2 separate regions of the Homo sapiens genome follow, and region 2 is linked to region 1. The links are chromatin loops, found by intact Hi-C in ENCODE. Cell type or tissue: heart left ventricle. All regions are shown on one strand.

Region 1 (5,000 bases):
ATCATTAAGGGGCTAGCAGTTGCTTTGGTAAATAAGAAGTTCTTCTCATTACTGGTCTCCAGGCACATAAAGCATGATTAAAATGCCATTAGTGACATTTCTCCAAAGGGCAAATCCACAAGTCTGTGTGAGAAGCCAACTTTCCTTAGATTAAATGTTTTATTTCTGTCTTTCTGACAGGAGCAATAGAAAGGAATCAATTCTAACTCAAGCATCTGCTCCCTGAAAACTTGTCCTTAATGAAACAGAGCAGACGATGCAAAATCTGCCCTGGCTCAGGGTCACAGGACAGGAGTTGCCACTGTTTTCAAGATGAAGATGATTCTTTAACTCATCCAGATGGCTCTGCCCAGTTGAGGAGGAGCCCAGGCCTGGCGCCACCACCCTGTGGTGGGCTGGGTCAGCACATTGAGGGCCAGGGCAAACCGCAAGCTCTGGATGGGTCTTGCTGGCAGCCTCCTCCTCCAAGGATGGGGCCTGAGAGGCTCACAGAGAGCTGGGGCTCTTTGGAGAGGGGGGCACCCTGGTTCTTGGGCCACTTGCGGGTACACATGAGGAAGGAATGTACACACATCAGATACCAAAGCAGGGAGATGCAAGCCCGGAACCAGTCTCTTTGTCCATGACAAGGACCCTCGGGAAGGCTGCCTGACATATTTAGTCCGGAAGGCAGTAATTTGAGGGGCCATGGCTCAGCTCTAACTGCCCTGAGCTCAGCCATTTGCATCAGAAAGAAATTGACTCTTTGTAATCAATAGAGGGCTTAAAGAGGGTGGTCAACCACTATGGCTGGTGGGCAGGACAGGGAGTGGGCCCTCTGGAGCAAACAGGGCTCTCGTTACCATTCCATTCCAAGCTATCCCATTACTGAAGGGAACGATTCAACAGCAAATATGAACTCAATTCCAAATCCCAGTGCCAAGGCAAATGGCCAGTCCCAGCGGCCTTTTTCTTTAGTAATGAACTCCAGGCCTCTGGCCTTGACTTTGGAAGTGACTTGACTTACCATGGAAGCCAGCAGAGAGTAGCTGGGAAAAGTTCAGAGTTAAAGTCAGAAGATCTGGATTCAAATTCCAGCCCTGCTCTTCAATGGCTGTGTAATATTTGGCAGTTACCTCTATCGAACTTCAGTTTCTTCATTTGTAAAACAATTTGAAAAGACTATTAAGTTCCGTTAGGCCAGAAACCACGCCCATTCTATTCATTGCTGAAGTCCCCACACCCAGCCCAGTGCCTGGCACCTTCTGAATCTATAATCAACATTTTTAATTGAATAAGACTAGGGAAAATTCATTGCACAGTTAATTTACATAAATCCATTCATTTGCATTCAGTAAAAAGCAAAGAGAGAGAAAGAAAAATAACAATTTAAAATAATGATTTAATTAGTACTGAAGATGTTGCTTGATAATCCACTCCAGGCATCTGTGCCCCAGAGTAATACCAAAGCCAGATATGCGGAGTTGCTCTTCTCTAACTTCCTGTTTGTGAGAATCTTGTACTGAACCCATAAAGGTATACTTCAATATTGCACTGTAGAATATATGCTCTCACTAAATAATATGCAATGTGTTACTATATCCATCCCACATAATTTACAAGTATTACTGCATTTGGCTGTAATCCGAAAACTTTTTAAACTCTACTTTATGGATGATTTATAGGAGGTTCCAGGGACATTTCGATTATACCCAATTTTTGCTTTAGATTTGACCTCGACAGCCTTACCCTGCAGCATTTGGGTTATGTCACAGGGTCACTGCAAGTGAACCGGAATGTAACTATTGTGATCTAGAAACACTAGATAAAAATAGCTGGTATCCTGCTCAGTGCTTTTCTGCACAGCTACTTAGCCTGGTCAAGGTCAAGAGGCTTGATTACAACCCAGACCTCTTGACTGCCGGCTTGAGTGCTGGCAGGCACAACACGATTTCCCTCAACAAAAACTTGTTGAGTAATTATTAGGCACTCAGCAAAGTGCCAGCCACACAGTGTTGTGTGAGAGAAATATAAGGCAGAAAGCACTGGCCACCAAACGCTCAATGATTTGCACAGACGAAATAAGCACCCAGCTGGCCCCAAAGTATGCAAACCTTGGCATTCTACCTGAAGGCGGAGGCAGCTACTGGGGAGCCTGAGGTGGAGAAGCAGTCATACACATGCGGTATCACCCACCAGTCCTTGCTACCAAGACCCATTTCTTCCCTACCCTAAACTGCCTGTTAACTGTTGAATTTTTTTTCCCAATTCAAAGCTTTCTTGTTTCCATTTTATTTCACTGTGTTTCAAATGAAGAAAGGAAATACAAGGTGACTTTTGCCTTTCATATTCTAACCACATCCCACTCCATGTCCTCTACTGCCCAGGAAGTCCCTCCAGACACAACCAGCAAGGCAGAGGAGGTATGTACAATCCTACATTCATCAATGAAGTGCTACAGTGAACAGAGAAGGGGACATGGACTGAGGTCACCAGGAAAACCTCCATGGGAAGGTCAGAGTTACAGAAAGGCCTAAGATGAACTTGACCTTGAGAAGCAGACTATGAATTATATCTGTTGATTCTTCTTGTGCCACATCCATTCACCCTCATTCTCATAATAGGATCCTGATACCCTTTGGGGAAAGACCCCATTGCATGGCCCTAAGAATGAGCAGGGAACCCAGGCATGGAAAATCATGGGAATCTCATCCCCTTGACTACTGTGATTAGCTCATGGATGAACATGTTTGTGTCCCAAGATGGCCTAATCAGTCCCATCCCCAGGACTATTGCAAAAGAAGCAATCTCTTTCTATAAAGTTGCTAACCTGGTAGCCTGAAGCAGCCAGGGACAGATCATCCAGTGCCTGCCTGAAACTGAAGCCAATAAGGAAGAAAACATAGTCTAGACATGGAGAAATGGACAAAACCAGGTCCTAGAAAAATCACTGGAATCCCTGAATCCAGCAATACCTGACTTTGATGTCAAATGGTCCTGGATTTTTAAGTTACATTTTACTCAATAACTGTAGCTTGGGGATTGCTTTTTGCGGTTTTGCTTTTTGCTTAAAGCCAGTCCAAATTGGGTTTCTTTCATTTGCGGTGGAAAGAGCCCTAACAAATTGACTCATAAAAAAGAGAAATGGCGGAACAAACATGGAGAACAGCAAGAGCAAGGACCTAGGGACAAGGGTATGGGTCTTTTTCTCAAGCATATACATTGAGAATCATAGAAGATAAGAGGCCAGGGAGCATATTATGAAAATATCATGTGATAGGAAGAGGCATTTGGACTTCCCCTGAACTTTTGAGAAGCAAAATCCAGAGCTGAAATCAGGAAAATACATGCCTAGACCCAAAGGTATCTCATGAACTGGCTGGTCCAGTTGCTGTTCCTCTCACTCAGGGAAACATCTGCCACATGCCAGATGCTGTACATCTGTGGTTAGCATTGTTCCTTTAAAGAATAACACAGATTCTTCTCCAGGCGAGCCAAACATTTTCATTAGCTGTGGTCAGGGAGGGAATCAGGCTCCTTCAGATGAGTTTCAGCTGACACACTCCTGTGGGGCACGTCTTTCAGGGAAGCTGATTCATCTTCAGTCGGTCAGCTGTGAGGGATGCACACCTGTGTCCTAGGATGACTTTGAGGGAGTGGGGGACAAAAGACCTTGCTGGGCTTCAGCTGCCTCTGCAGATGCTCTTACACTGGGGCTGACACAAGTGCAGCCACGCCCAGCGGGTAGCCAGCAGTAGGGTTGTTCAGCTCCTAGGAACCCCCACTGAGGGCTCTTCCTCTGAGTTCTGTCCCAACCAACAGCTGGAGTTGGGGAGACTGACATCTGGGCTTGATTTGATGCCCCACTTATCCTCCTCTCAGACGTCCACACACTACATTCTTCAACCATTGCAGAATGCAAGTTGCTCGAAGTTACTTTGATGGTCAGGGCTCAAACAGGGATAGAGGTGCAATCACATCATGCCTATATTTGACAAGAGAATTCTGCTCCATGTGCTGAGAGAGACAGAAAACAAAACAGACTGAAAGAGAACAATATAATGGGCATGGACTGAGTGACCTGAACTTCCATCCCACTCACAGGGCAGATGCTATAGTGAGTATGAGATGGTGTGTGTGAATCTGTGGTTCTCACGGTTAAGTCTCGGTTCCTGCAAGCCTCTCGCTGCATCAGTAGCTTGCCTGGCTGAGTATACTGTCGTGTTGTTTAATGATGGGGATACATTCTGAGAAATGGGGCGTTTGGCACACTCATCGCCATGCATATATGATAGAGTGCACTTACACAAACCTAGATGGTAGAGCCTACTACATACCTAGGCTGTATGGTCTAGCCTATTGCTCCCAGGCTGCTAATCTGTATAGCATGTGACGGTACCAAATGCTGTAGGCAATTGTACACAATGAGAAGTATTTGTGTATCTAAACATATTTAAACATAGAAAAGGTACTGCAAAAATACGGTATTATAATCTTATGGGACAATCATCATACATGCGGTTTGTTGTTGACCCAGACATTGTTATCCCCCACATGACTGTGTTTATCAAAATAAGTAGAACTAGCTGTTGGAACAAACAATGCCAAAATCTAAGTGGCATAACACAATAAAAGCTGATAGTCTGCCCCCTCTTACACTGTGAAGTGAATTCAGAGGCTCTTCTTGGTGGCTGTGCTCTGAGCAGTACTCAGAGGACCCAAGACCTTCCATCTGCGACACTGCCCTATCAAACACCCTGGAAGGGGATGAGAGCTGCCGCTCATCAGATTCCCCAGAAGCAGACTTTGAGATGGAGGTCAGAGTGCAGGACTTTCATTAGGGAGTTCTTTGGGGATTAATGCTTGTGGAAGGGAGATAAGGATGCAAAACTGGGTAGAGGGAAAGGTTGAGTTGCCACGCAATCCCCCAAAATGGTTTCTTCCAGCTCTCTGGGAACTATGGAGCTAGGTGGCCTTTCACAGTTGTTCTGAGTCAGAGCCAGGTGATGATGCCATTAAAC
Region 2 (5,000 bases), 160 kb before region 1:
AGAAGAAATTTTTTAAAATGACTTATACTTTGTTCTTATTACCGAAAATTAATTATTCATAGAACACTTAGAAAATATAAATAAGAAAAAGAGAAGAAAATAAAAATCAGCCAACATCTTTTTCCCAAGAAAATTGACATCCATGAATGTTTTGGTTTTTCATATTACCTCAAAAACAAATGGATTCATAACTTCCATGTTTAAAAATAATATCAATTAATCAAAAAGTAAAACATTAGTAAATTTGAGCAAACAAAAATGTAATATGTCTGCATGTTTGAAGGAAATACTAGAAAACAAAGAGCAAGAAAAGTGCAGGCATATTTGTAACACATATGACAAAGTGTTGCTGTCTTTGGAGCCTGAAGAGTTCCTATACATTGATAAGAAGAATGTCTGATCCTAAAGCTAGATAGCCAAGGACCCATGCAAAACTGACTGAAAGAGAAGTACAACCAAGAAACATTATGTGAGAAAACGTTCAGCCTTATCATCAAACAAGGAATGCAAATTAAAGTGACATTAAAATATTACTTTACTTTTGACATTACAAAACAACATTTAAATCATGCTTAGGGGGAAAGGTGGTTGAGTACAATAAATATAAACACGATTGGTAAAATGGTAAATATGCAACCCATTCAGGAAATAAATATGGCAATTTGGTTTTTACATTTAATATTAAGTAAAAAAAACCCCACTAAATTATCTACATAAAGTAGCTTATGTACAGTAAAAATCTTGAAATAAATAACATCAAAATGCTTATAAAAGTTTGTTTAGTTTTGCATGATTGCAACTATGAACTGCTTTGTAGTTTGTTTTCATCTTTTTCTTAAGCCCAAATTTTCTTAAGAAAAATACTCAAGAAATGTTATCTTTAAGCCATGAAACCTCTAAGCATATACTTCATATTAACCTTTTGAGTGTGGACCTGGGTAGCATGGCTCTTAATGCTATGGTCAGTAAAAGTCAAGGTTTGCTGGCAAACCCCTCCCTAGACAGTGCTTGCATCATGTCACACAATGGTACCTGGAAATTAAATTACTTTCCTAAAATGTATTCTCCCACTCTGCCCCCTGGATTTGGTCCTCAGCTGTTTGCTCCTTGTCCTGGCAAGCGTTCAGCAGAGCCTAAGATGGGGATTCTTGTGAAAAACATTTATTGAGGAACTGCTCTTGTGAGGAAGGGATGAGGGAAGCAAGGCAAGGCAGGGGAAGGAAGCTAAGGGAAGATGGGCTCCTGACTGAAGATTGGCTTCAGGCTGGTCCCCCAGGAGCTTGGAAGCATGATCTCCAGCATTGCAACTCTGGGCCCAGCTTGCATTATTCTGGCGGTCCTTCAGTGGTAGGCATCCCCTATCTGATCAAGGTCCAGTCTCCAGAGAAGGAGATAGCTGAGGTGTGCTAGCAGCCTCATGCACACCCACAGAAGGGAAGGGAAAGGGGACCTGGGGGAACACCAACCTCAACACTGCAGCACCTCCCTCCAATATTCCCTGTGGCCTAGGCATCACTGACCTTGGCCTTCTTGGATCTGGACCACATTCAGGGATGCACTCTTTTTCTTTCTTTCTTGGCTCTTCATCATCTTCTGCCCACTTCCCTCTGACCCAAAGTATGATAGTGAGGACATCTTACAAGAATGCAGGCATAGACAAAACCAGGACTACATGGTTCAGCAATTGAGCACATGCAATTCGTTTGAAGATGTGGACTGTGTTCACCACAGAGAGGCCCAGACCAGAGGGATGTGGTGGGATGGGTCATGAGCCTTAACGCAGTCTGAGTGTCCTCACTTATACTTGAGCTTAATGCAAGGGTCTCTAAAGGCTGCCATCCCCAAACCTGCTACCATCTCACCAGGAAAGTGACAGCAGCTACACTGGCTAAATAGAATAGGTAAATGTTATTTGCAAAAGCATGCAAAGACTAGAAAAGAGCTGGTGAGTTAGATATCTGAGTTCTCTAGCCATCTATCATCTCTCCCAAGTGCCACCATCTAATGATCTGTGAATATTTACTGAGGACAGAAAGGAGAGGGGGAAAGGAGAATGTTCTAAGTCAATCAGTCATGAATGAAGATGAAGCCATGGATGCACACTGCGTGTTCTACAAACTTTGCCTGGGGGCAAGGAGCATCCAGTCAACAGGAGATATCATTTTTGGAATCTCCTTAGAGTTTAGAATTTATCCTGCAATTAACTGGAAACTTCTGATGATGTAGACAGGACCATGTGAGATAGAGCACTAGAAGCCACAGTACAGGTATGTTCTTAGGAATGTGTTTGCCAAATTTAAAAAATCCAAACATTTTAAACTTATGCCTTAGCCTGTCAATAGAGGCCCTTCAATATCTGATGCCAGATTACCTTTCTACCTCCTTACCCATCATGTTCTGCTCCCTGACTCTAACTCCAGGTATACTGTTTCTTCTGCCCTGAAAGAGTTCCCTATTCATCATAAATTCCTTCTCATCTGAAAACCCTGATAAAAAGCACATCTACAAAAATCAAACACCCCATTTCTTGATCCTTTAACTGCAGTAGTATAACTCATTTTACATTGTATTCATTGATCTTGTTAGGAAAATATCTCCCCCATTAGATTGGAAGCCATGAGAGTTGTCTTATTTATATTTGGATTCTCAACTGGCAGTATATATTTATTAAATAAATGAATGAATACATGAAATGAAAAATTGTTTTCCTTCTATAACGCCTCTTCCAGAAAATTCTTTCGTTCTGTTTTATACCTTGCCCTGCCACATGCATACATCGTGTGCCCTTTCGCTGTTGTGTCTTCCTTTCTCTGGGTTCCAATGTGCTGAATCTACCTGATATTTTTAGTCTTGAATTCTAAAGTCTAGCTACTGCTTGACTTGCCAGGTGAGCCCAGTGGGAATGCTATTCACGAGGGTTTTTGCTGGGCTATAGGGCACTAGACCTGCAGTTCTCCAGGCAGAGTTTCTGTAATCATGGCAATGATGCAATTACTGGTATCATTAATAATATTCATAATGTTTGGTGAATCCTTTATGACTCGCATTGTGCTAGGTGCTCCACATGTATTTTCTCATTTAATAACTCTAGATAACACTCTAGAAGTAGTGTTATCATTATCCCTATTTTCCAGATAGGTTTTGATAGGTTTGGTAACTTGCCCAAGGTCAAAAGCCTAGGCCAAAAAAAGCAGAAGCTAGTCAAATAACAGAGCAAAACTTTGAATCCAAATCCAAAAGACAGTAGCACTCAAATCTTTAACCACTTCCAGTCCCTGTAACCATCACTGACATGTTCAAAAAGCTTCCCAGATATCACCATGATGATGGTGCTTAACATAAGTTATTGCATTTAACCCTTCGAGGAAGCACAATAGGACAGAGAGGCTGAATTGTGGTGCAGGTGGCAGCCAAAGGGGGAAGCTGGAGAAATGGAGTTGAGTGTCAGGTACAGGGGGACACCTTGGACCACCAGAGGATGGTATAACTGCAGGACCCGAGGCTAAGAAGCTTGGAACAGGCTGGGATATGAGACATAGGATGAGTTGGGGTGAGTAGTTTGGGATTAGATCAAGACAACTCCAAGAGTGTTGGAACCCACCTTCATGTATTATTGGGTGTGTGTGGAAGGAAGATGGATAAATTCAAAGAGCCAGGCTGCACCAGCACTACAGGAACATCTCTTGCCAAATCCACTTGTCATGTTCTTTCCTTTCCAGGCTTGATGCATAGTACACACCCTCACTGTAAATTCTTCCCTTACACAAGACCTGCATGGAAGGGGCGTGGGGGTAGAGCAGATCCAACACTGACTTGGGGTTCAGAAGGCCCTAAGTTCTTTCCTGGCTCAGTGCCCTGCCAGCTGTGGCATCTTTGAAAATAAACTCTCTGAACCCTGATTCCTTCTGTTGTCAGTGGAGAAAATGATACCTACTGCATAGGTTGGTTAAGGGACTGAATGAGGTACCTTATAGGAAGCATTTAGCAAAATCTGCACACAGTAGGCATTAATAAGTGTTAACCCCCTTCTCCAACTATCCTTCTATAACTCCCTTCTTAATTTTGTCATCCAGTTGTTTCATGTACTGGGTTTTACGTCTCCAACTAAGTGGTGAATTCCTTCAGGGCAAGGGTTATGTCTTTTACTGTCTTGGTTTCTTCATTCAGTCATTCAACATGTACAATTTACTTGCAGTTGATATTATGGCTTTGAGCACTTGGGAGAAAAAATGAATACAAATGGTTGTTTTTCTTTAAAAAAAAGATCCTGCACGGGCAATCTATGTGTGAGGCTATGTCAAATTCAGTATATACATCAGGAAAAAAATGTTGCCTGGTAAAGGCCAATAAGCATGTGACATTGTCAGACGCTGGGTCAGCACACTGAATAGTTCAAAGGAGTTATTCCCAGAAGATTTCTCACTTCCTTCCCTCAGTTATTGAATACATTGCCTTAACCTCTACCCTTAGCATCAATCATCTTTGCTTTTTACACATTTTAGAGTAATAAATAGTTCAATCAGTTTCATATATTGGCTTCTCATGTTTTAAAATTTAAAAAATGTTTTCCAATTACAAAGGCAATTCATGTTCACTTATGAAAACATTTTAATAAAAAATGAGAAAAAAAGAAGATGTGTTGAAAATCATTTCTAATTTCACCATCTAGGGGTACCCATTGCTAATATTTTGATAGAAATCCTTCAGATTTTTATAATATGTGTGGAGATATATTATAAATGCTTAATAGAATTACTATATGTAATGTCAGTCTTTCATCATTCTAATTTCCACTTTGGATTTCATCCATCTCTATTTGTTTATCTGAAAACAAAGAGAAGAAGAATGTTTCTATTAAAGTGAAGCCCAGGATGGCAGTGTTTATGTGACTTGAGTTCTTGGCTAAAGCTGTGTTAGCAAGTGTACATCCTGTGTACAGAGAGGAAGGTGTGTGTGGACTTTAAACCATTCCCCAGGTATGGTTCCATGGCTTTTCCAGC

The links. Peaks named below come from ENCODE experiments on the same cell type or tissue, not always from the same donor. Only the 100,000 strongest peaks of a DNase experiment are listed, where the experiment ranks them.
Region 2: a loop joins it to region 1, with 2.4 times the contacts of the local background. A loop is called at or near these places in 1 of 110 quality-filtered maps.

The regions. Positions count from the first base shown.
Region 1 is chr12:105,980,315-105,985,314 of GRCh38, forward strand. No RefSeq gene overlaps it. Among named protein-coding and RNA genes, the nearest start is that of NUAK1, 160 kb to the right of the region's middle. In heart left ventricle, no CTCF peak of the experiment used is centred here; no DNase peak of the experiment used is centred here; H3K27ac peaks cover 1,098 bases.
Region 2 is chr12:105,815,398-105,820,397 of GRCh38, forward strand. No RefSeq gene overlaps it. Among named protein-coding and RNA genes, the nearest start is that of CASC18, 110 kb to the left of the region's middle. In heart left ventricle, no CTCF peak of the experiment used is centred here; no DNase peak of the experiment used is centred here.